3 separate regions of the Mus musculus genome follow, and all the other regions are linked to region 2. Evidence: chromatin loops called from intact Hi-C (ENCODE). Cell type or tissue: left cerebral cortex. All regions are shown on one strand. Each heading gives the region's core, and the rest is flanking DNA. Links, peaks and the distances in the headings are about the cores only. Region 1 overlaps Gpr156 (G protein-coupled receptor 156). Region 2 overlaps Timmdc1 (translocase of inner mitochondrial membrane domain containing 1). Region 3 holds the start of Nr1i2 (nuclear receptor subfamily 1, group I, member 2).

What was found. Hi-C counts contacts between places; a loop is a spot of excess contacts. Peaks named below come from ENCODE experiments on the same cell type or tissue, not always from the same donor. Only the 100,000 strongest peaks of a DNase experiment are listed, where the experiment ranks them.
Region 1: a loop joins it to region 2, with 2.9 times the contacts of the local background. A loop is called at or near these places in 5 of 42 quality-filtered maps.
Region 3: a loop joins it to region 2, with 10 times the contacts of the local background. A loop is called at or near these places in 4 of 42 quality-filtered maps.

The regions. Positions count from the first base shown.
Region 1 is chr16:37,971,957-37,980,113 of GRCm38, forward strand. Gpr156 (G protein-coupled receptor 156) reads left to right here. Exons shown (of 10, transcript NM_153394.2): 4 at 6,703-6,832; 5 at 7,050-7,160. Gm36225 (a long non-coding RNA gene) reads right to left here. Exons shown (of 5, transcript XR_876064.2): 4 at 6,779-6,991; 5 at 5,033-5,410. It also overlaps the pseudogene Gm25140. Among named protein-coding and RNA genes, the nearest start is that of Gm36225, 12 kb to the right of the region's middle. In left cerebral cortex, for the core only: a CTCF peak has its summit at 3,172 (motif pointing right); DNase peaks (open chromatin) are centred at 2,732 and 3,207; H3K4me3 peaks cover 304 bases; H3K27ac peaks cover 936 bases.
Region 2 is chr16:38,502,556-38,510,712 of GRCm38, forward strand. It overlaps Timmdc1 (translocase of inner mitochondrial membrane domain containing 1), which reads right to left. Exons shown (of 7, transcript NM_024273.2): 4 at 6,284-6,351; 5 at 2,857-2,935; 6 at 7-117. Among named protein-coding and RNA genes, the nearest start is that of Timmdc1, 16 kb to the right of the region's middle. In left cerebral cortex, for the core only: a CTCF peak has its summit at 3,715 (motif pointing left); a DNase peak (open chromatin) is centred at 3,716.
Region 3 is chr16:38,291,331-38,299,487 of GRCm38, forward strand. It overlaps Nr1i2 (nuclear receptor subfamily 1, group I, member 2), which reads right to left and starts at 3,494. Exons shown (of 9, transcript NM_010936.3): 1 at 3,188-3,494. Maats1 (MYCBP-associated, testis expressed 1) reads right to left here. Exons shown (of 17, transcript NM_001081025.1): 17 at 6,424-6,965. The coding sequence ends at 6,754. In left cerebral cortex, for the core only: a CTCF peak has its summit at 4,362; a DNase peak (open chromatin) is centred at 4,373.

The DNA.
Region 1 (8,157 bases), core at 2,213-4,712, 530 kb before region 2:
GAAGCTGGGACCCATTCGGGAAAGAAACAAGAGTCAGAATCTGTGGGTCAGCTGTGCCAGCATTATCCCCACCTGGTGGAAACCCACAGGCAGGTCTTTTCACGTTAAAATGGGAGTCAGGGCCAGGTGAGAGGCTCAGGGCCCTGGTGGGGACAGAGCAGAGGGGAGCAAGCAGGTTTCCTTTGTGGTTCTCTTCTTTCCCACTTTTCCAAGACCTGGATCCCTAACACCCATCTAAATCTAATGATTAATTCATTTGACAGGCATTCAATAACATAATAAGGTACTACTAAAAGAGCCAAATCCAAGGTGCTCATTGGTACAAGGCTAGGCCAGACTCAGCCCTGGGGTCATAAATTCCCAGATTCTGGCCTGATAGAGAACCATTCTTGCAAGTATTCGTGAATTCAGCATTCCTCAAAGATTCCCAGACACACCTCGGCCATTCTCCTGCTGTAATAAACCTGAAAACTGTACAGGGAGAAACAAGAGAGCAAAGATGGATTTGCAAGTCACCAGGGAGCTGGCGCCTTGTGATTGGATACTTCTGTCGGCCAATGGTGTTTGCCTATGCTTTTTGCCCTACTTAGAACCAGGGCGGCTGCTCTGACGTTTTTTTTTTTTTTTTTTTTGGAAGTGCTACAAGAGTCTTGCTAGAAGTCACCCCTGGCCTTTCCTACAGTTGCAGTGGGAGGGAGAACGGAAGTGGAAATCTCTATGTGAACAATTTGCTACTTGTCTGGAACTGGAGCCCTCGGGTAGAAGAGTTGAGGAAAAGGGGAATTTTTCCCCCTATGTATCTATTGCCCCCTCTTGCTGTTTAAAAGCACATTTGAAATATTTTTCAATTGTGTGAGATGTGGAAATACACATTTGGGAATTTGGGGTTTTTTTGTTGTTGTTGTTTTGTTTGGTTTCAAAATCACTATCAAATGCAACCATAATACTCCTAGATGAAGCAGGCTTCCTCAATAAGAGCTCTTTCTGCTTCCCCTTTCTGCTCACTAGGGGTCTTCCCTGTCCCTTTCACTACTGTCCTACACCTGAGCCCACACAATGAGGTAACAGGCGTTTGCTCTGAAATGGAAGTCTAAATTTCCGTATTTCAGCTTTTAAAATGCTTACAAGGATGCAGTTTTGAATTGGTATTCTCTTATGTTTGTAGCCCAGGAGAGCTATGAATTCTGAAATATGAAATATGGGCCATGGAGATAGCTCAGCAGGTAACGACACTTGTCACTAAGCTGGATGCTCTGAGATCTCACGTGACAGGAGGGCAGAGTCAGCTCCTGTGAGTTGTTCTCTGAACCCTCCATGTGTGACATGGTACACAGATGCCAACGCACACACAAAGAAATGTAATTTTTAAAAATTTAAATCTATATATTCTCGTGTGTGTGTGTGTGTGTGTGTGCGTGCGTGCATGGTGTGTAAGTATGCCTGTGTGCATGTGTGTGTGTGTCTGTCTGTCTGTCTGTGTCTGTGTGCGCGTGCACGGTGTACAAGTGTGCCTGCATACACGTGTATGTGAGTCCATTCGTGTGTGTGTGTGTGTGTGTGTGTGTGTGTGTGTGTGACTGTGTGTGTGTGTGAGACTGTGTGTGTGTGTGTGTGTGTGTGTGTGTTAAATTGCCCTGGATAGAGAGAAAAGAACTGTTAGTGTTGAATTACATTTTTATTCTATTTTACAAGAGGAATAAGAAAGGAATCTTTGTAGTGAAAATGTTGAAACCCGGGGAAGAGGTAGCCTCACGAGCTGAGGGCAGAGGTTCTGTCCCATCTGCTTTGCCATTCCCACTTCTTAATGCTTTGATAGGTTCCTATTCAGGAATTAATGTTTGACACAAAAATGGCCATGAATGAGAGGAGCTGCCAGGAAAGCACAGGACACTGAGACCATCGGCTAAAGGAGAATCTGGGGCCAGGACGTTTGGCAAGTTTTCTTTTGTGCTTAATAACTAAAGCTTATATTTGGATGATCGGTTGATTGGGCTATAAAATCCACCACATCTCTGGAATCCAGGTCAGTCTGTTCTTACTGGCTAAGGAAGTGAGGCAGAAATGCACGTGACTGGCTTGCTGATAAGCCTGCAGCAGGGGAAAGACGCAGTGGCTCAAATGATTTGAAAAGGAAGGAGCTGGAAGGCGTCTTGGGTCTCATCGGATTTGACTACTGCTAATCGTTTGGTTTATTCTGTAGCCCTGTCCTTCCGGGTCCTTTATAGCTTCAGTGACTGTAGGTCCAAAATGACAGGCTGGTGGGTGGAAATTTTCCCCTCTCCAGATTAAAATAAATCTGTGCAAGCACTGAGGACTACAGAAAAGCAGTTGAGCTGAGAGAGGCCAGGCCCACCCAGCACTCGAGGCTTTAAGGATATAAAAGAAGTTATTACTTCCCCTGTCCAGCTGCAAACAGCTGGACGGTCCAGGATGAGCAGGTTTTCTGAAGCCAGGGAGAGTGATGTGTGCTGTTCACTTCTGTCACTAACAGCCACTGAAAGTTAGGAAGCTGTGTGGTCAAAGATGAGGTCTACCTCACAGAGCTGAGCCTCATGACCTGGGAGGTGTGTTAGACAAAAGCATTTCCTAGGAGAATTCCCCTGGAAGGATTCCGCCAATGGAAAAGAGCTTTTGGAGTAGCCTGATCTCATTGGAGACAAGTGAACATACGTGTGCACATGCATATGTGAATGAATACTCCCACAGACCCTTCGGTTTCCTAGAAACAGAGGCTGAGAGCGCACAGAGCTTCACAAATACCCTGTTAGGATCTCTCGTTTATTTTCAGGCTTCCTTCATCGCTATGCTGAGAGGAAAGCCCAGGAGAGCCTCACCCACACGAGACTCCTCAGTGAGGACTCAGCTTGGTCAACACCCATAGCCTGCAGAAACGCATTGCACATAGAGACCCCAAAATAACTGGTCTTTCTGTGTGCAGTAACATCAGGGAAGCCTCAGCCATTCCAGAGAAGTCCAGAAAGACACCCAGAAGCCACTTCTGTTACCCAGCAGACCTCCTTGTCTAACGCATGGACATTAAGCCAGTTCATGACACCCTCTGATCTCTAGCACTTTGGTGATCACCGGCAGGGGCTTATAGTCGCCTTAGAGAAGGAAGTTCCAGGACAGATGCTGGGAGAGCAGCTGAGAGGCTATTGCAAGGAAGACTTTGATCAGTTGGTGGCAGCAGAGGTAGAGAAGAAGCAGCTGAGTTCTGGTTGTATTTCAAGAATAGAACCAATGAGGTTTCACAACAGATTGGATGTGGGAAGGAAGGAAGAGTCAACAATGACGCCAAGGTTTTGGGTCCAAGCAAACGGAGATGGAGGGTGGAGAAACAGCTTTCAGGAGAAGACAAGGAGTTAAAGTTTTAATGGACTGTGGTTTAAAATTAAAAAGATCAGATGTGGTGGTACACACCTTTAATTCCAGCTCTGGTCAAGCAGAGGTATGTGAATCTCTGTGAGTTCAATTCCAGCCTGGAACGCATAGCAAGTTCAAGAATAGTCAGGGATACACAGTGAGTCCCTACCTCAAGTTGGAGAGAAAAGAACATATATATGTTTAAGGTTCCTGGAAGTGGATCTATTCCAAACGACAAGACACAGGATTCAGAGACCCTGAGGCGAAGTAGGATGAAATCATTGTGACTAAAGGATTTTAAGCTTGGGATGTTGAAAGGTCATTGATCTCTCTGGGTGGTCCTCGAAGGAGGCTTGAGTGGGATAAAGACGCAGGGCAGTGCACAGTTGAAGCACAAATGGTCGCACTAGTATTAGTTTGAGGTGTGCAGAATTCGGATCATTTAACTCGAACATTAGAAACGGGCAAAACAGCAAACGGATCAGACCTGTGGCACCATGACCATGCAATGTGATAAAGTTGGACTTTTGCACGACATAGGTTTATAATCCCATTATAACAAAGATCAAAAGCGGCGGACTGAAGGAGAAATTCAACAAGTTCTCCACGTCGGAATCTTTATTGTTGCACAGCAGAGCTGTGAATGACCCTGTATTTGTTTTTAGGTGTATCAAAGCTCAGTGGCAGGGCTGGAGAGATAGCTCAGTGATCAAGACCACGGACTACTCCCGGCCATTCCAGAAGCTCCAAGTTCAATTCCTAGTGAGCACATGGTTCACAGCCATCTGTCACTCCTGCTCCAGGGAATCTAACATCTGCTTCTGCCTTCTGAGGGCATCAGGCAGGCAACTGGTGCACAGACATGCATGCAGACCAAACACCCACACAGGTTAAATGAAACAGAACAAAACTACTCCATGCTAGCTAGCATTCACATCAACTCAACAGGGATCTTACAAGGCATGCCCCATGACGCTATAAGGGAAGTTTCCTTCTAGTGTAGCTGTAGGATATCAGGATGTACCCTCCCCTGCTCCCCAACCTTGAACCATGCTTCCAAATTCAGTAACTCCAAGTCCCCTTAGCTCAGAGGCCCACGTGAGAGTTGGAGGCTGTCACAGGCGTCGGAGTCCTGGAGTGACCATGCAGGATTAAACAAGTTCTGAGGATGTTTATTTACATGAACTGAGTCTTTACTGGACTCAAACAAATTGAAAAAGTAAATTGAGAAAAGCCCTTGCCTCCCATTTCCAGGCAATAATGAAGAGGAAGATAAAAGTGAGATCATTACATAATCCTTTTAAAAGGAGAGATTGTTACATAATCTTTATTTAAAAAAAAAAAAAAAGTCACCCAGTCTAGACTTTTAACTCTTCATACTTGGAACACAAGTCTTATCACTATAATTATTTAAATCTCCTGGCTTTGTGAAAACTAATTAGTGTTTGTGGGTGAATGAAAACTATACAGTTTTGTAGAATTCACCATTTAGTTCAGTAGAAAAGTAAGATGACTTGGTGGTTGAATGCCTCCCAACAGGGCAAAGACAGTCCCCAGACAAGCCATTCACCTGCTGGATCGGAGCTGATTGGCGTCAAAGTGCCTGCCCAGGTGTTCAATCAGCCAAACAAAGCGGGCTCATCATCTCCCATTCAGTTTTTATGGCGATATTGTCAGTAAAACTTCTCAAGAAAAATACCAAAAAATACACATCTGGGTCCATAGCATATTTAATGTGAACAGTGGGTTTGCACCAGTGCTTGCCTTGTGAACACTAGAAAAATGTCTGTTTTTTTTCAATAATCACTAAACTGGGCTCCTCTTCACTAAGTCAGAAAAGGGAAGAATTCCAAATCAGGATTCGTGCAATACTGGATCATGCAAACAGGATGGAGTTGTGGTGTCCAAATCAAGTAGATGCAGTGAAGAGCAGAGCCGCAGACCTACCCGTCAGCCATGTAGCCAGAGAAGATGTGTGTCTATGAAGCCCTGGCCAGTGCGCTGTCAAGAAGGGGACATCAGATAGTCAAGGCTTCTGTGTAGGAGTCTGTGAGAGGCAAATGGAAAAGGGCCTCAAGTTCTGGTATGCAGAAGCTAACCCTACTGGTGATGCCACAGAGAAAGTCTCATTTACCTCGCCTTTTGGTTAAATGATTCATATCCTGAACCTATGCTGGTGCCCAGAGTTTGTCTGAGAGCCCAGTTAGCCACACTCCCCTCTAGTCTTCTGCTGCCCGCTAACTTTGGTTTGCTCTCCTCCTGGGAAAGATGCTGCCTTCGTCCCTTGCTTTGGACCTCTGCGTCCTCTTTTCAGTCAAACAAGGAAAGAAAAGGAATTTTTATGTCTAATAAATGGTGTATGTGAAGACTCCCAGCCTCTTTCCTGATAGCAGCTTCCCTTACAGCTCAACTCTGCAAGCTCCACCCTGTCCCAGCTCCAGTGTACCTGCACTGACATGACACTTACATACGCTGACTTGTCCCTTATCAGCCCTAAAGTTCACTGCCACCCTTCTCTGGTGTCACCTGGGTGTCCGTGGTTATATAAGCAAGAGGTACAAGAGTTTGGGTTCAAAAATAAAAATAAATAAAAGCCAGTGGGGCTGGAGAGATGGCTCAGCAGTAAGAGCACTTGCTGCTCCTGCAGAGGACCGGGGCTCAGTTTCCAGCACATTGTCAGCTCACATGTCTGTAGCTCCAGTTTTAAGGAATCCAACACCTTCTTTCATCCTCCACGGGCTCTAGGTGCACATGTGATACACATGTGGGCAAAACATTCATATACATAAAATGCTTGTCTTTCTTTTTGTAAATTAGCCATGATGACACACGTCTCAGATCCCAACACACAGATACAAATCAAATCTCAAATACGCAGGGGTGGTAAAGGCAAGAAGGTCAGCAGTTCAAGGCCAGCCTGGGCTACATTAGGCCTCATCTCAAAAAAGCCAAAATAGTATAAAACAAAGCAGGACTTAGTTATGTTATGTTACGTTATTTTGGCTTTTCAAGACAGGGTTTCTCTATGTAGCCTTGGCAGTCCTGGAACTTACTCTGTACACCAGGCTGGCCTCGAACTCTTAGAAATCCACTTGCCTCTGACTCCTGAGTGCTGGCATCAAAGGCGTGCACCACCACCGCCTGGCCTGGAGTTAGTTATTTTAAATGAATATAAATACACCGTAAGTTTTTCAGAGGGCAGCAAACAGTCTCTTCCCAGTGACTCCTGGTTCCAGGGCTGCAGTGGGGTTTCTCCCAGGAAAGAACTATTACTCTGGCAAGTCTTCGACAGGGGCGCACAGCAGCTCGGCTATTGTCATTCTTTCTATCTCCTCCTAGGATTGTGAAGATGTCCAGCCCCAATCTGAATGTTGTGACCTTGCTGGGCAGTTGTCTGACCTACATCAGCGCTTACCTTTTTGGGATTCAAGATGCTCTTGAGGGGAGTTCAGTAGAAGCTCTCATTCAGGTAGGAGACATTGTGGGATTTTGTTTTGGACACCATGTTGAACTTCGATAATGTTTCTTTGCTCACAGCTCTTCCCGAGATCGTTAGTTCTGTATCCAGGTTATGGACATATTCCCTGAGTCCTACTTGCTGCCCCATGTCCTCTGTGGGCCTGAGACACTGCAGACAGATGAAGGTTCCACTAGTGACTCTTGCTTCTGCCTACTTTCACCCGCAGACACGACTGTCCTTGCTGTGCATTGGGACGTCCTTGGTGTTTGGCCCTATCCTGGGGAAGAGCTGGCGACTCTACAAAGTGTTTACCCAGAGAGTACCGGACAAGAGAGTGGTAAGTTGGCAGCTAGTACAGGATGCTGGGTCACACCAGGAGCTCCACAGTGGCTCGGAGCTGAGGAAATGAATACAGATCTCCGAGTTGACTGTAGTCTGCCTGTGGTTCAATCCTTAAAGTGATGTGGCTTCATAAAGCCCCAGACTTACACGGGGGCTGAGAGTGAGTGCTGCCAGGAGCTAGGTCTTTCAACACGGACTGCTTTAGGTACACAAACTCCCCCAAGGCTCCATGGGAACCTGTGAGCTGCCCAATACCTGGCATAGTGGGAGGGAAAACAAGATGCCCAGAGAGACTGGCTCTTGGCACAGACCAGAAGCTGCGAGCGAAAGAGTAAGTGCAAAGAAGCTATAGCAAGAAGCACAGTTAATCCCCTCCCTAGAGTTCAGGTCTTTCCCACACACGCAATACTCTGCACTGAGAGGGCCATAGCTAAGCAGCGAGTGAGAAGATGGACTCCGTGGGCAGAACTGACTCTGGAAGCCATGCAGCCGCCAGCATGTCCCTGACATCAGCATTTATTATAACCATGCTCCTCCATGGTATCAAACTCCCTGGTATGACTGTCCAGACCTCATACATGATTCTGTCAGATGGCTTCTCTGTAATTACAGGATTTTAAGAACCAAAGAGTATTGAATCATGATGAATATTTAGTGAAAGTTCAGTTGTGAGTAACCACACAGATGTAGAAAGCTGGCTAAAATTTTATCCTTGTAAATATCTTTTCCAAAAATAGCTCTTTTTTGGAGGCATAACTGACACATAAGAAACCCACATATTAAAAGTGCAACATGAACAGGTGTGGCGCTGCACACCTTTAATCCCAGTATTTGGGAGGCAGAGGCAGGTGGATCTCGGAGGTCAAGGCCAGCCTGGTCTACAGAGTTCCAGGACAGCCAGGGATACACAGAGAAAACCCTGTCTGGAGAACCAAAACCCAAAACTCAACAACACAAAAAGTATGATACTTGGCAGGGGAGACACCAATATC
Region 2 (8,157 bases), core at 2,410-4,909:
CCTTACCACTCTTCCAGCCTCTGCTCGTGCAAGGCCTTCCATTCCTTCTGCCTTCTCTCCTGAACCGTCTCACCGGAGTACTTCTCCAGGGCCATCAGCAAGCTTCCCATGGGCGCGCTGAGGGCAGAACACAAAGTTCAAGGACAAAGTCATTAGCTTGCTCAACACAGGAGGGCCCTAATCATCTACAGCAGAGCACGGTCAGGTACAGAGAAAATTTTAAGGTAATATTCTTCCTGGGTTGTACAATGAAGGAAAACAATCATTGTAGTTTCTTTGACTGGTATAAAACAGCAATAGATCTAGAAATGGTTTGTTTGTTTGTTTGTTTGTTTGTTAAATCATGTCCTCTGCCATGAGAGCTGGTGAGCTGACCCTGCCCCTCGCTGGCTGCAGCACTCAGGAGAGCAGGTCCTGCACCTCGCCTGGGAAGCACAGTAGAGTCGGCCCTGGTGGAGGGGGAGCAGGTGAGCTGGTCCAGTGGGTGTGAACATAAGAGAGCAGGCCCTGCCACTCATCTGCTGTGATGTGGGGTGGGAAAGGGGGTGATGCCCTCCCACCCCTTACCCCTCACCTCCTGTGGTAGTTGGGAGAGCTGGCCCAGAGGTCACAGAGTGGGAAAGCTGAGCCTGCCTCTCACTGGTGGGAAAGTGGACCCTGCATCTAGCCTGGGCAGCACAATAGAGCTAATCCTGGTGGAGAGGGAGTGGGTGAACCAGCTCCTACAGCATGAGAGAAGGAGCAGCACTTGGGAGAGTGGGCCCCACACCTTGACTGGGCACAATGGCACTGGCTCTGGAGACATGAGGGCATGAGAGTGGGAGAGCTGACCCTGCCTCCTGCCAATGGCAGCACTGGGTGGCTTAGATAGAAGACAAGTAGCCAGGGGCTGACCAGGTCAGCTAGCACCCTGGTCTAGATGTAGGATTCTGAGTTGGGCCACCCTAACTTCTGTATCTTCTGTGAACCGTTAGGGCACATGTAAAGGTCAGTCCTACTGATCCAAAGCTGCAGGACCTCCATGACACAGGACAACCACAGGATAACCTGGAGGAGTCCTCCTGAGAATCCAATACTGAGGGTGTCACAGAAGCCAGAGATCTCAAACCAGAACGATGACTCATTGCAGTGAACATCTGCAAACGAAGGTGTGTGGGCAGAGGGGTGTACTGTGTGACACTGTGACACACCACAGCTTCCACGGTGCTTTCTGTGTGTTGCTGTATTTCCTGTCTTGTTTGTGCTTTTTACTGGGGGAGGAAGAAGCTGCAAGGGCAAGGGTGGATACCAGGGGGTGGGGAGACAAGTGAGACTGGGGAGCATGATGGAAGCTCACAATCAATACGTAGTTAAAAAGACACACAGACACACAGACAGAGAGTGGAAATGCAAGGACTAGTTTATCCATATAGCACCAGCCCTGGAGAGGAAGACATGGATGGGAATCCTTTGGTGGAAGAAGGAAACTACTAGCTTTGAGGGACAGAGTCATTAAACATCTTCATACTCTAGAGTCTGGTTGGTATACCTGACAGCTGCTATGTCACCAGGTCCATCCTAAGAGACTGATTTAGGGGCAGCAGTTAAGAGCACTTATAGCTCTTGCAGAGGACCCAGGTTTAATTTATACTGCTTCCAAGGGACCTAATGATACATACATACATATATATATGTATGTATATATATATATATATATATATATATATATATATATATATATGAAATAAAAATAAATAAATATCAAAACCAAAAAACAAAACAACTTCATTAGGGCCTGGAGAGGAGACTTGAGCTTGGATGCCCAGCATCCATATAAAAAGTCAGGTGTGGCAGCATGTGCCTGCGCTCCCGTTCTGGGGAGGTGGAGACAGGGGACTCCTGTACTGGGGAGGTGGAGACAGGGGACTCCTGTGCTGGGGAGGTGGAGGCAGGGGACTCCTGTGCTGGAGAGGTAGAGACAGGGGACTCCTGTGCTGGGGAGGTGGAGACAGGGGACTCCTGTACTGGGGAGGTGGAGACAGGGGACTCCTGTGCTGGGGAGGTAGAGACATATCAGCCGGGCATGGTGGCACATGCCTTTAATTCAAGCACTCAGGAGGCAGAGGCAGGCAGATCTCTGTGAATTTAAGGCCAGCCTGGTGTACAGAATAAGTTTTAAGACAGCCAAGGGTATACAGAGAAACCCTGTCTTGAAAAAAAAAAAAAACAAAAAAAAAAACAAACCTGTAAAGTCCATAAATCTAGCTATGCATGATATATCATGCTTATAATCTTAGCACTCAGGAAATCAAGGATGATAACAAGGTCAAGTCTAGCCTAGCCTACAGAGCATCTCAAACCTCTCTGTCCCCTCCCTCCAGAAAAGAAAACCGTAATTTACAGTGTCTCCCAACCCTGACAGAGTGGTCGGAAGGTGGGTGGGTAGGAAAGCAGAGAGGAAGGGTAACCCACTCAGAAGAACGTCAACGGGAAAACACGAGGATGGCAGGACTAGACTGTCTTTGTAAGCGCCTTCCCAAAAACCGAGGCGCAAGGATGTCAAGGCAGTGTCAAAAGCACTGCAGCAAAGACAGCTGGGGACAGGATGACTGACGGGATGTTCACATGACCTGTCTACTTCATCACATGGGAAAGAGCTGCAATGGAACTGAACAGAGAGCCCCATGACTATGTAGCTCTGGCTGTCCTGGGTTCAATCCTCTCAGAACCTCTCCCCCCTCCAATAAGGAATTGAATAGTCACAGCCCTTGTTGACATAAGACATATATCTTTTAAAGTCTCGGAGGACTAAATTTGCTCTTTATAGTTATTCTCTTTAGTAGACAGACAGTTAGGCTAAACCAAGTGAACACTTACCCCAACAACGCTCCAATTATACTACCAGCCACCAGGCCTCGAACACCTAAGTTTATTCTGAAAAGACCTCCTGTGACAGCTATTAAAAAGGGGAAAGAAAACAATATTAAATCATCTTTAGATGCTGCACTTCTATTTTCTCACAGTAAGAACACAGACCTCGGGCTGGAGAGATGGCTCAGTGGTTAAGAGCACCAACTACTCTTCCAAAGGTCCTGAGTTCAAATCCCAGCACCCACATGGTGGCTCACAACCATCTGTAATGAGATCTGACGCCTTCTTCTGGTGTGTCTGAAGACAGCTATAGTGTACTTACATATAATAAATGTTTAAAAAAAACAAAAACAGAAAACAAAAAACACAGACCTGTAAGTGAGCTTTCTGAACCCAGCATGAATGATGTAGTAACAGCCATGAAGGTAACTTTCTGCCTGCTTTACAGTCAGAAAGAAAACATTTTGTAAGTATGAACCCTCAGTCCCTCCTATGGCACTAATCCCAGTCTTTTCTTTCCCATTTCTTCTTAAAAGTTGACAGTTTATTTCACCTTCCTCCACACCTTTCACCTCTTTCATCCCCCACATCTCTGTTCCCCTACCAGATAAATATCTCTGTATAGATCTGGCTGTCCTGCAACTTGCTCTTTAGACCAGGCTGGCCTCGAACTCACAAGAGTTCTGCCTGTTTCTGCCTTCCAAGTGCCCGACCATCGACAACAAGCAACAGTAACAACAAAGCCCTTCACCTGCCCCAGAAGACTATGCCTTCTCCTAGCCTCACTGGTCTGTACTGCTTAGGGTACTAAACTGTGCATCAGGCAGACCTGCAGAGGCAGCATTTAGCATACAGTGCCACCTGCTGGTCAATACACAGAGTGCACCTCTTCTCACCAGAATTCCAATTCTAGGACACAGCTTTATAACCCATGCTGGCTTCAAACTCAGCAGGGAGCTGAGAATGACCTTGAACCTCTGACCTTCTGCCCTCTACTTTCTTATTTCTGAGTGTACAGTAGCCATGCACCACCACCTAGAGTGTGTGTGGTGCTGAGGAATAAACCCAGAGAGCAGTGCATAGGACGGGAGCATTCCACCAACTGCACTAATACATCCCAGCTATCTTTCCTCTTTACAACTAATGCCATCTTAGGTGGTAAAAAACTTTAGGTGTTTAGTTTGAGGTTTATACTTCTATTTAACTATTATATATTCATTTACTTTTTCTATACTGATCTTGTTTCAACTGTCTTCCTTAAAAAAAAAAATTTATAGCTGGGCTGGTAGTACAGAACTTGGGATGGCTCCAAGCCAGAAGCACATGGATTTCTGAGTTCGAGGCCAGCCTGGTCTACAGAGTGAGTTCCAGGACAGCCAGGGCTACATGGAGAAACCCTTTCTTAAAGAACAGAAAACAAAAACTGTTTTCCACACATTCTGCTACTCTCCAGCCCACACTGCACTCAAGCATGAGGCATCTGCTGCCCCTACCTTCCAGTCGCTGAGTTTACAGCTATGAAGACACCATGCCTGGACGATGCTTCCCTCTGCTTGCTTAAATCTACAGTTGAGTTCTTTAGCAAATTTTTAATACTTTTGTGAGTGTAAAAATGTACATTTGTGTTTGTGTATGATGCACGTTCATGTGCATGTGTGCATATATACCACAGCATGTATGTAAAGTTCAAAGGACAACTTCAGATATGGCTCCTCATTCTCAAGACGAGGGTCACTCTGTTGTTTTTCCACCCTAACTGTCCAAGGACCCCCCGTCTCTACATCCCATCTCCCAGTGGGAACGCTGGAATCACAGACACCTATGCTGTGTATCTAGCTCCCACAGGGTTCTGAGGATTTGAACTCGGGCCCTTCCATCTGCATGGCAAGTGCTTTGCCCACTGAGTCCTAGCCCTAGTCCTGCAGTGAACTGTTACTTAACTCCCACCGCTGCATTAGCAACACCAGCTACTTTGACTACTGTCTAATTTCCTATCTTTATCTATCTGTACGTGAAGACTCATTACCATTACACTTTGACATTACTTGATCCTTTGTCACGTCTGTCCAAGAGATAGTTTCCTTCAGTAGCAATTTCCAACCCCCACCCCACACCCCATTTTTCCATGTCTTGCTGTTAATACTGTTGAAAATGAACTTTTTATCTTTTTGAGACAAAGGCTCATGTGGGCCAGGCTAGCGCCAAACTCTATGCAGACAAGAAAGAGTGTGAGTTTGTGATCTTCCTGCGTCCATCCTCCAAGTGCTGGATTATGGCTGTGAGCTGGGAGTCCCAGCTTGAAAGCAGACAGCCCTGGAGCTGAACCGCACCCCTCACACGCTCTGCTTCTCCAGGAGTGCCTGCCTAGATCCAGTATATATGTTTTCCTGAGGAGCACGGGCACTGATGTCTGCTCTGAGTTTTATGATTTCCATGTCTGCTTCCTGGGAAGAGTCAGTCAACAATTCCTTGTAAGCTGTGACTAAAGTGTCTACCTTTAGCCAACGCATTTGTCCGTGGCTTAGAAAACGACGCATGTAAGCTTCAGTTTACTTTATCTTTCCTGGCTTTTACTTTCTGTGCCCAGAAGAAGTTACAAGCAACCAAGAAGAGCAGCTTTCAGGGCCCACACTCGTCTTTCCTGAGCACACACAGATCCCTATCATTGCTCTCTCTGGTTCTGTTTTGTTTTTTTAAAGGTATAGAGTTTTTAGATTCTGCCTAGATTAGCCTTGAACTTGTGGCCCCAAACATCACCAAATCCTTAAGCTAACGGTGACAGAAGCCCCTGACTGTAACTGTTTTAAACAATTTCCTGGCTACAGCATTTCCTGTGCTCCTCTCTAGAGAGCTCCACGTGCCGGGATAAAAGGCATGTCAGCAGTCCTGTGCTCCATAAATGGTCTCTCACTGCTAGAGGAATGGGGCTTGAAAGAAACCCAAACTCCTGCCATGGGAAAATCTGATCTTTGTACTTCACAGCCCAGCCTCACCTCAAGCTACTTCCCAGCCTTGTGCTTGAGACAGCTCCCTGCTTCCACAGAACCCTGGGAAGAGCCCCTCTTGACGCCCTGTTTAGCCCACTGTCCTCCAGTTTGCTCCTTCCCAGTCTGCCGGTGGCAGCTTAAATGATCTGAAAGGTCTCCTCCAACATCATCCATGTCATATCCATGTCACACCTACTTGTCACTTTCTGTCACAGGATCTGTTTTTGCCCGTCCTCATGGGCAACGTTTAATGAAAGCGGAAGATCTGTCTGTTTTAATAACCACCAAGGGTCAAATATGAGGCTATTCATAAGTACATTTTGTATGAATGTTGAGAAAGATACAGTGTGAAGCCAATCAAAAAAATCTGCAGTTCAGATTCATAAATCCTATATGTTCTAAACATACTTGAAATTAAAATGTGAACGAGAATAAAACTGCCTTACCTCCTGCAATGGCAAAATGGCTCATGGCGTCTTTATTTCGATACACAGTTAGTCCAGTGTTCACTGTGCTGGGGAAGAAGAGGGAAAACCATTTCACTCAAAGAACACGCCATTCATCTCCTGGCTGCTACTGTCACTGAAATGAGTTTCAAAATATCCTATTAGAAGTAAGAAGGTAAGGCCCGGAGAGATGGCTCAGTTGTTAAGAACACTGCATGCAAGCCGAGCGTGGTGGCACACGCCTTTAATCCCAGCACTCGGGAGGCAGAGGCAGGTGGATTTCTGAGTTCGAGGCCAGCCTGGTCTACAAAGTGAGTTCCTGGACAGCCAGGGCTACACAGAGAAACTCTGTCTCGAAAACCAAAAAATAAAAAAATAAAAAAGAGGACCTGAGTTCAAATCCCAGCAACCATCCGTAATGAGATCCGATGCCCTCTTCTGGAGTGTCTGATGACAGCTACAGTGTACTTACATATAATAAATAAACACATCTTTTTTTAAAAAAAGGAAGTAAGAAGGTATCTCAGTTGGTAGAGTGCTTCCTTATCATGAAAGTCTGGGTTCAAACCCCACATCACATCAGACTAGGCATGGTAGCTCACACCTCTAATCCAAGCATTTGATTTAGAGGCAAGAGGACCAGAAATTCAAACTCAGACTCACCTACAGGTCAAGCTCAAAGCCAAACTAGGCTACATGAGACTGTCTTTGAAAAAAACAAAAATGGGGCTAGAGAGACGGCTCAGTGGTTAAGAGCACTGGTTGATCTTCAAAGGACCCAGGTTCAATTCCCAGCACCCACACAGCAGCTCACAATTGTCTATAACTCCAGTTCCAGGAAATCTGACACAGTCACACATAGGATACAGTAGGCAGAATACCAATATGCATAAAATAAAAATAAATTTAAAAAAATAATAAAAATGTTAAAAACAAAAACGGAAACAAACAAACAAACAAACAAAAAACAACCAGAAACAACAGTCCCATGATTTCAATCTCTAGCCCATGTCTAGGCCCCTTCAGCATGTTCTAGACTAATATGCCTATGAGTTTTTAGGTAAACCTATTGAAGAATGTAACAACAATAAAATTTCCAGGACAAATTATTCATTCAAAACAGCAACTTATAAAGAAGGGCTCACAATTTTCTTTCTTCAAGATGCTAATTCAATCTTGGGCACGGTGGCACACTGTAACCCCAGGACTTGGGAGAGTAAGGCAAGAAGATTTCAAGTTTGAGGCTAGACTGGGGGCATAGTGAATTTAAGTTCAGCCTAAGATACATGGCACGTTACTCAGCTCAAAAAAATGGAAAAAAAAATCCCTATACCTGATTTTGACCCTGAGTTGTAGAGCTCTGTCTGTATATTATTTTATATATTATTATGTACATATTATTATAACATTATTATATATTATATGCATACAAGTTATTAAGAGAAAGGCATTATGGGGCCAGTGACATGACTCTGGATAAAGGCACCTGCTGCCAAGCCCAACCGAAGTTCGATTCCCCAGTAATTGCACGGTGGAAGGAGAGGACTGTAAGTTGGTCCTGGACTGCCGCATGAACAGTATGGTGCAGGCGTGTGCAGACACAGCGCATGCAGGCATGCACTTAAAAGGAAAGGCATTTTGAATATTCTCATGTGAGTGTTCAGTTTCTTAAGACCTCTTGCTCCAAGGATGCACTCCTCAAAGAACACGGGCACGGTGGCACTCATCTGCAATCCCAGGACACGGAAGGCTAAGGCAGTCTGAGGTCAGCATAGACTACACTGAGTTCTAGGTCAGTCTGTGATACAGCAAGACACCTCCCCCACCTCCACCCGCCACCAAAACAGGACAAAGACCGTCTTGTCCAACTGAGA
Region 3 (8,157 bases), core at 3,207-5,706, 210 kb before region 2:
GCTAGAATGTAAAAATCCCAGGGCTAGGTGTGGGCTACTTGTATTCAAGTTGTTGGTCAAGGCAGTTTCACAGCTCTTCCCCCAAACATACAAGCTGTTGCCATTGCTCTTGGTTTCTCCCTAGGATTTGATGGTAAAACCCTAGAGCCACAGACACTAGCCTAGGTCTGTATATCATAAGACACGGAAGAATCGAGCTAGTGCTGACCAGGAAATGTCATCCCTACTGCATAGCTTTAGTGGTGCTGAAACACGTAATCAGGGGAGAAGAGGCATCCGCAGCCCTGCCCTGCAAGTGAACCAGCCCTTCAAGCTACCATAAAGATGAGTCTGGCAGAGAATGCACTCTGCTCAGTAGTGGCAGGGATGTTACGGGAGTGAGCAACAACTTTCTAATCGGATTAAAGGTCCACCTCACAAGGCACAAGTCAAACCTGGTACCACTAACTGGGCCAAAACTCCATGGCTGACCTTGGAGGAGAACCTAATATTACCATTCTGCTAAGTAGACACACTGTTAAACTGAACCCTAACTTCTTAGCTTCACACCCATAGACTATTGTATCCTTCGACCCTCCTCAGGGAAGGCTTTTCCATGCAGTGCCACGTGATTGATACAGAGGCTCACAACTGGTCAACATACAATAATAAGACAGCAGAGTGCTCGGCTCTAAATGAACAGCCACATCTCCCTTCTTCCTTCAAGGCATCTTTACAGAAGAGGGTGGCAGAAAGGCTGTAAGAACACATGGCGTGCATTCACTGATATGTGAATATTAGCCCCAGAGCTCCAAATAACCAGGATACAATTCACAGACCACATGAAGCTCAAAAGGAAGGAAGACCAAAGTGTGGGGACTTCCATCCTTCTTAAAAGGAGAACAAAATACTCACCGGAGGAAATATGGAGAGAAAGTGTAGAGCAGAGAATAAAGGAAAGGTCACCCAGAGACTGTCCCTCCTGGGGATTCATCCCATATGCAGTTACCAAACCCAGACACTGGTGTGGATGCCAAGAAGTGCATGCTGAAAGGAGCCTGATGTGGCTGTCTCCTGAGAGGCCCTGCCAGAGCCTTACAAATACAGAGGTGGATGTTCACAGCCAACCACTGGACTGAGTGCAGGGTCCCCAATAGAGGAGTTAGAGAAAGGACTGAAGGAGTTGAAGGGGTTTGCAACACCATAAGATGAACAGCAATATCAAAAACCAGAATTCCCAGGGCTCCCAGGGACTAAGCTAACAACAAAGGCCCCAGCTGCATATATAACAGAGGACGGCCTTGTCAGGCATCAGTGAGAGGAGAGGTCCTTGGTCCTATGAAGGCTCGATAGATGCCCTAGTGTAGGGGAATCGAGGGTGGGGAGGTGGGAGTGGGTGGGTGGGGAGGTGGGAGTGGGTGGGTGGGGAGGTGGAGGAACACCCTCATAGAAGCAGGGGGAGGGAGAATGGGATAGGGTGTTTCCAGGAGGGAGGGAAACCGGGAAAGGGGATAATATTTGAAATGTAAATAAAGAAAATATCCAATTTTAAAAAGAAGAAAGAAACAAAGGTTGTAAGAAGCAGAAGTAGTGAACATGTACAGGGAAGTCATCAAGCGTGAAGACCTAAGCTCCTTCCCTGGAACCCACATGGTGGAAGGAGAGGATGGACTTCTGCCATTTATCCTCCGACCTCCCACACGCATGCCATGGCAGGTATGCTCGCACATACATACACACTGAATAGATGCTTGTAACAAAAACTTTAAAAATAAACACTTAAATCCTAAAGCAGTTAAACAGGGCAAGGTTCTATGTGGATGGGGAAGATCTCTAAGTCCTGCACGGTGGAAAAATCACATGGCAGTTGGGTTGGTTTGTACGTGAACACAGACATAGATGCAAAGACTGTGGTCTGGTATACACACACCATGCCAGTTGCTTTGGTGGGAGACAGGGACTAGGAGAAGCAGTTAGCTGTATTTACACTGCATTTTACTGAGCATGCAATCAGTCATGAGTCGCTTGACAGTTTAAACAGTGGCCACCTACAAAACCAGTCTAATTGGCTTTGCAGTGGTCGACTGTGTTTATTTCCCAGTCATTTAGCATCAGGCAGATTGCCTGTAGACGAGTCGGCGACATCTTCTATGTAGAACCATTTGCTTCCGCTGTTATGGGGCAAAACCAGCCTCACGACTTTGTGTTTTAGTACGACTTTATTGATTAAAAAAAAAAATAGCTGATGGGCCAGATTTGGCCCATGAGCTATAACTTGGTGATCCCAGTTTAGATTACATTTATTATATAAATAAAGCATTTTTAAGCAAGTATTTTTGTGTATTCAAAAAAGTCTATTAATGAACAGGGTAAGCCAGGCTTCAGAGGCCTTACTTGGAATACTTTAGACTCTGGCCAAGTCATTAGAGACCAAGGATTCCTCTCAGTGTAGATAATTCAGCCACTTTTCATCTGTGTGGTGGTCCTTTGCCTTCCCGGCAGCAATGAAAAACAGTCATGCACGTGCAAGGGACAATGCCACACCTGAAGCACAGAGGGAAGGTTTGGTGGCCTTGAAGGCATCTCCTAAGGTAGCTCCTGGATGTGGAGGAGCCTTAAAGCCATGTCTCTAGCCTGCGCCTCGGGCTGTTGTATGGAGCAGAGATGGGACCTAGGGTACTGAACATAACGGGAATGACTCTGACAAACAGAGTCTAAAGCCGACCACTGTACACGGATATAGTGTGTACTGAGACACCGCTAATGAGAATGTGAGGCCTCGTGACCATCCTGCCGCTGTCTATGTCCCCGGGGGCTGCCAGCACTAACCTGACAAGCTCTGGGAGCCAGTGCTAATAGTTCCTGATTCTCATGGTCTTCAGCAGCGGTGTTTCCTAGGTCAGGGACTCCAACCCTGTCACAGAAGGGGCTCGGCTGCCTATCTAATGCCCGATGTCACATACACAAGGCTTCTGTTGTGATGCTTCCTGGCAACACAAGTGTAGGCCAGGTAGCAGAGCACCTTGGCTCCACAACTGTCTTCATGCTTTGTTTGACCCAGGAAGGAGAAGAGGAGAGAAAAAGGTGTCATTGTCCTCCATACTCCTTCACATTGCTGACCTCCGACCTCATTTGTATCCCCCTCAGCCTTCTGTTCAGAGGCAGAGGGCATCTGACTCTTAGAAAGAGAAAGAAGGAAAGATCATACCTGTCTGGGGGCCACTGCTTTTGTTGGATTTCCCCCTTGGGGTCCACCTTGAAGAATCAGGAACGATGGTTCTGCCCAGAGCTCAGCACACCTGCCGTGGCTACCTGGCTGCACATGGAGATCTCAGCTTAAGTCCTCAGTGTTTCCTATGAGCCAAGGTCAGGCCCCTAGGGAGAGGCTGACCATCCAAGTAGACAAAAGAGCAGTATCTATCCCCGATTCTCACCCTCAGCTAACCTTAGGCTATGTTGTCCACAGGCATAGGAACCATACTTGTTCTTGCCCACAGTACACCCCAGGTCCAATGTAGTAAGGGGCCCCAGTTGGCACTCCCAAGTCCCAAGTCCAGCACCCGAGCTAGCAATGACCAGATTACCGTATTTACTCTTGTTATATCCCCTTCCTATTTTTTTCATAGTTGTCTTCACTGTAAAACATGTAAGGGAGGGGAAGTGTGTTTTAAGTGTTTGCTCTAAGTAATTCTGGGCCAATGTTTGCCTCTCTGAGGGTGATTTTGCCTCTAGAGGTAAAGTGCCTTTGAATCTATAGCTCCTAACACTTTTTTTCCCTAAGTTAATTTCCTGGACAGAAGCAGTTTACGTGAAAGTAAGGAAAAGGCCACACACATGACACTGGCTTGTTGATATGAGAGAGAGGGAGGAAATAGCTTCGAGACAGGTATGACCTTGCAGTTCCAACCACAGGACAGAAAGCTGGCTGGGACTACCAGGAACTGTCTGAGAGTTTTCTCTTCTCTCGGACCCTTCTAGAAGCTTCCTGTCTAGTGGGCTCTGGGGTAGCAGGACATCATCGGGGTGTCCTTGGCCCTGGGGGCTTGCATATCTGGGAAGCCTGACAAGGGACACTTATTTCCACGAGTGGAAGCAGGTCTTTTTTTTTTCTGTACTGAGATGAATGGGCAGGATTCCAGAATGGGCAGGGCACCTCACCAGAAGTCCTGGGGTCACGGGTAAATTATTACAGCTTTTATCATCTCTCGGGGCTCTTCTGGCATACAAAGGTCTCTATTCACCTCTCCTATAAAAATGGCAAGTTATTTACAGCAGAAACAGGGAATCCAGGACAAATGAGGAACTTCCCAAAGGAGAGAAATGCTCTTCGGTTCCTGAGGGATTGTCTGGTCTCTCTTCCTCTGCAGATGCTGTCCTGAGCTCTAGGTGGCATAAGAAGACTGCAGGGCTGCCAGGCATCAACATTTATCTGGGTAGGGCTTTATTTGGAAGCCAGTTTAAACACCCAGTTTGTGGTAGTTACTAAGAACCCCAGACTGGAGGCCCAGAGAGGACCTGAGTCACTCCCACGCATGGCTGGAAAGGAGGAGAAACTGGAGTCCTGACCTCTGCTCAAACTTTCTTCCCCTGCAACCAGCACTAGGAGCTCCTGAACCATCCACCAGAGGCAAGCCTAGGCAGTCAGCGTCCTTGGTCAATTTTATAAAAACATAAACAAAACCATAAATTAAAAAAAAAAAAGAAAAGAAAAAGGAAAACTCAGATAGCCAACTAAATTCATGACACACTAATGGTGCAAGTTCAGGTGAAGCCAAAGGAAGGGAGCAGGGTGGTCCAAGGACCTCCAGGGCACAGAGGTGCCATGGGGTAGACTCAGAGGGGTGATCTCCTCTTTGGTTTTTATTTTTGTTCTGTTGTGGTGGTTGTTTGGGGGGGACATATGCCCTACTTTTCTTTCTGTTCCTGTGATAAATACCATGATCAAAAGCAACTTAGGGGCCGGGTGTGGTGGCACACGCCTTTAATCCTAGCACTCGGGAGGCAGAGGCAGGCGGATTTCTGAGTTCGAGGCCAGCCTGGTCTACAAATGAGTTCCAGGACAGCCAGAGCTACACAGAGAAACCCTGTCCCGAAAAACCAAAAAAAAAAAAAAAAAAAAAAAAAAAAAGCAACTTAGGGGAGGGAAGGTTTATTTAACTTGCTCTTCCAGGACACCATCCATCATTGAGGGAAATCAAATCAGAACTCCAGCAAGGCAAGAACTTGAGGCAGAATCCGTGGAGGAATGCTGCTTACTGGCTTCATCCTCTGGTTTGCTCCTCCTGGGTTACTTGTTTCCCCTGGCTGGCTCCCTCTGGCTTGCTCCCCCTGGCTTGCTCCCTCTGGTTTGTTCAATTTCCCTTGTAATCTTAATATACAATCTGGTTTCTATTCATATCACATATATTTTTCCTCCCCACAATCCCTTTTAAAGTTATCTTCAGAGCTGGTGGGGTAGAACACAAGTTATCTAATAGTGTGTGAGATTGATTTGTAAGTTTTAAATATGTGCAGTTCATCCTCTTTACTCTTACAAAACTCGGGAACAGGCCTGTGTATGAAGAGTAGTTTCCTATTACTGTTAGTTGCTCATTGCTGTGCATCACTGGACAAGACGGGCTCCATTGTGGCGTTTTCATAAGGACTTGAAGTGAATGTATTTTGACCATGATCACTTGCCCCTGAGGAATCCCCTCTCTCTGCACCCTGCTTTCTCTTCTATAATGTGTTCTGTGCAAAATTCGTTTGGAAAAAAACGTGCCATTCAGACCCTGGAGGTCGTTAGCACTGTTTCCGATTCTCTCTGGTTCTCTGGCTTACTGTGAACATTTTTTTTTTTAACAATTTTATTATTCATCGACAAATATCGTATATATCTACCATGGGTCATGCAGGACTTTCCTTTCAATGGACTGACTCTTCAGCTCTCTTCTACTGATAGATACTGTGCAATGGGTCAATTGTGTTACCTAGCAACTAACTACTTCAGGTAAAAATGGCCCCTGATGGGTAAACTGCACCTGTATGGGGAAGACTTGCAAACAACACTCTTAGTGCCCACTGGGGAATCACAGCTGTGAGCCTCTCTCAGTGCAGTTTTATAAGTAGGAATATCTATTTGGGGGGGCCTCTGGAAACTGTGCCCGCAAAATTATTACAGGAGATTCTAACCTCTGGGTTGCAAGGCTTGTACAGCAGGCAGGTCCTGTGCTCACCCAATGTGTTCTGTCTTATATCCTGCTGCCTGTGCCAAATGTGGACTACTCTAACTCTGTGCATACAAACATTTAGTTGAGCCCAACGCCAGTCCCTGGAGTGCACTGCAGACATTTAGGTTGAACCTGACAGTTTCTATGTCACGTTGTGTCTGTGCTGATAAGGAACAATGGTGCTCCAGGATTTACCTTGTCCGCCTCTGAGAAAAAGCTTTACAAACAACGTCCACACATTCCATGATGCTTTATTTGTGATGGAGTACATTATAGGCTAAAATGACCTCCCCCCAAATAACCAATAGTCTTATTTTTTAGATTGCAAGAGTTAAGTTTCAATAGAGCCAACTCTAACTGTCTAATAAACTCAACGATAGGTACCCTAACCTAGATGAGGTGAGCCAGTTTTAGTGAAAGTGCTTCGTTTTCATTGTGTTGTTGTTGTTCTGTTTTAACAACAGACAGTCCGCTCATGCCACACTTGGTTGAAGTAGTGCCCAAGGCTGAATGGAGCTGCTTCCCCTCCTCCAAGACTTCCTTCCGGGTGGAAAGGTAGACTCACCTAGCCTTCTCCCTCATCCTGAGTAGGTTTTATAGTTGATGTTTTAGAGACTGAGACAGTTGGCACCTCAGAGTCTAGGCTCTCAGCCTCCTCCTCTAGCTCAAAGTCCTCTGACTGCAGTTCCTTATAGACTTGCTCCTCCAGCATCGTTTCGGTGTTGCTGTGAATGATCTCATGGGCTGCCAGGATGTGCTTCCGCTGCGCATTCCTCACTGGACCAAAGCAAGAGAGGACCTTTTAATTTCCTGCTTGAAACCATCCCTCAGTGAGTGTTTATAAGAGAGGAGTAAGTGGGGGAAGAACCCCGTAAATTTCTAAAACGCACATTTTCTGCTTTGGGCTAACACTGTACTCAATAAAAATGACTCGCGGTGTGTTTTAGAAGGACACTCTTAGAAGTAGAGCAGACCTTTTAAATCTCAAGTGTTCTTCCACTGAAGGCTTGGTCACCGGCTGTGGCACTACTGAGAGATAATTGGGTCATCAAGGTTCTGGTTTCACCAACGAGTTAATCCAAATGCCAAATCTAACTTGGCACAGGTTCGTTGGATTGTATGGACTTTGGATCTGGTTAACTTTGGTGTGCAATGTTTTGGATTTTAAAAAGCTTTCTTAGGATAATAAAATTCACAAAACAAAGACTCCATTGATGAGTCTTGGTTGTGTGGACTGAGAGGAAGTGCCCTGCAGCGTGCTGCTGAAGGGCACCTCTTGGCTCTGGACCACTCCTTTCTCGTTCTCAGAGAGCAGGATGTACATGTACGTCCACAGCTCCACTCTTCTGTCCTTGTTCTGCCTCACCACAGCCCGGAAGCAACAGATTCACTGCCGATGGTGAAAATACGTAAGACTGTGAGCTTAGAAGGCGGTCCTGAGTGCAAACCCTAGGAACATATATCACCAAGCCTTAGGACAGACAGACAGACAGACAGCAAGTGCTGCAGCCCTTGGAAAGGACAGGCATTCATGTTGATAAGGACAGTGACATCAGCAATCTGCATTTGTCCTTAAATGGTGGTAGAGACTGTTTTAAGCAATTGATATGTGGGCCCTTATTTAATTCAACCACAATCATAAGAGAGACTATCATTAAGAGCCTCACTTTCAGAAGGAGACGCACACAAAGGAATTATCAGATCATTTCTTCTAAACCATACGGCTACAGTTAAGGACAGTAAGATGTACCAGAAACTAGGCATGGTGGCACATGCCTGTAAGCCCAGCACTTAAGAGGCTAAGGCAGGAAGATTGCTAGTTCAGGGCCAGCCCGGGCTACGTAATATATGAGACCTTATCACCAAAGGAAAAATAAAAACTACTATGTATTCCTTACTCTTCAGATATTGATAACTTTACATAGGGAAGCTTACATAGCAGGGCACTCCACTTTGCAGTAATATGGTT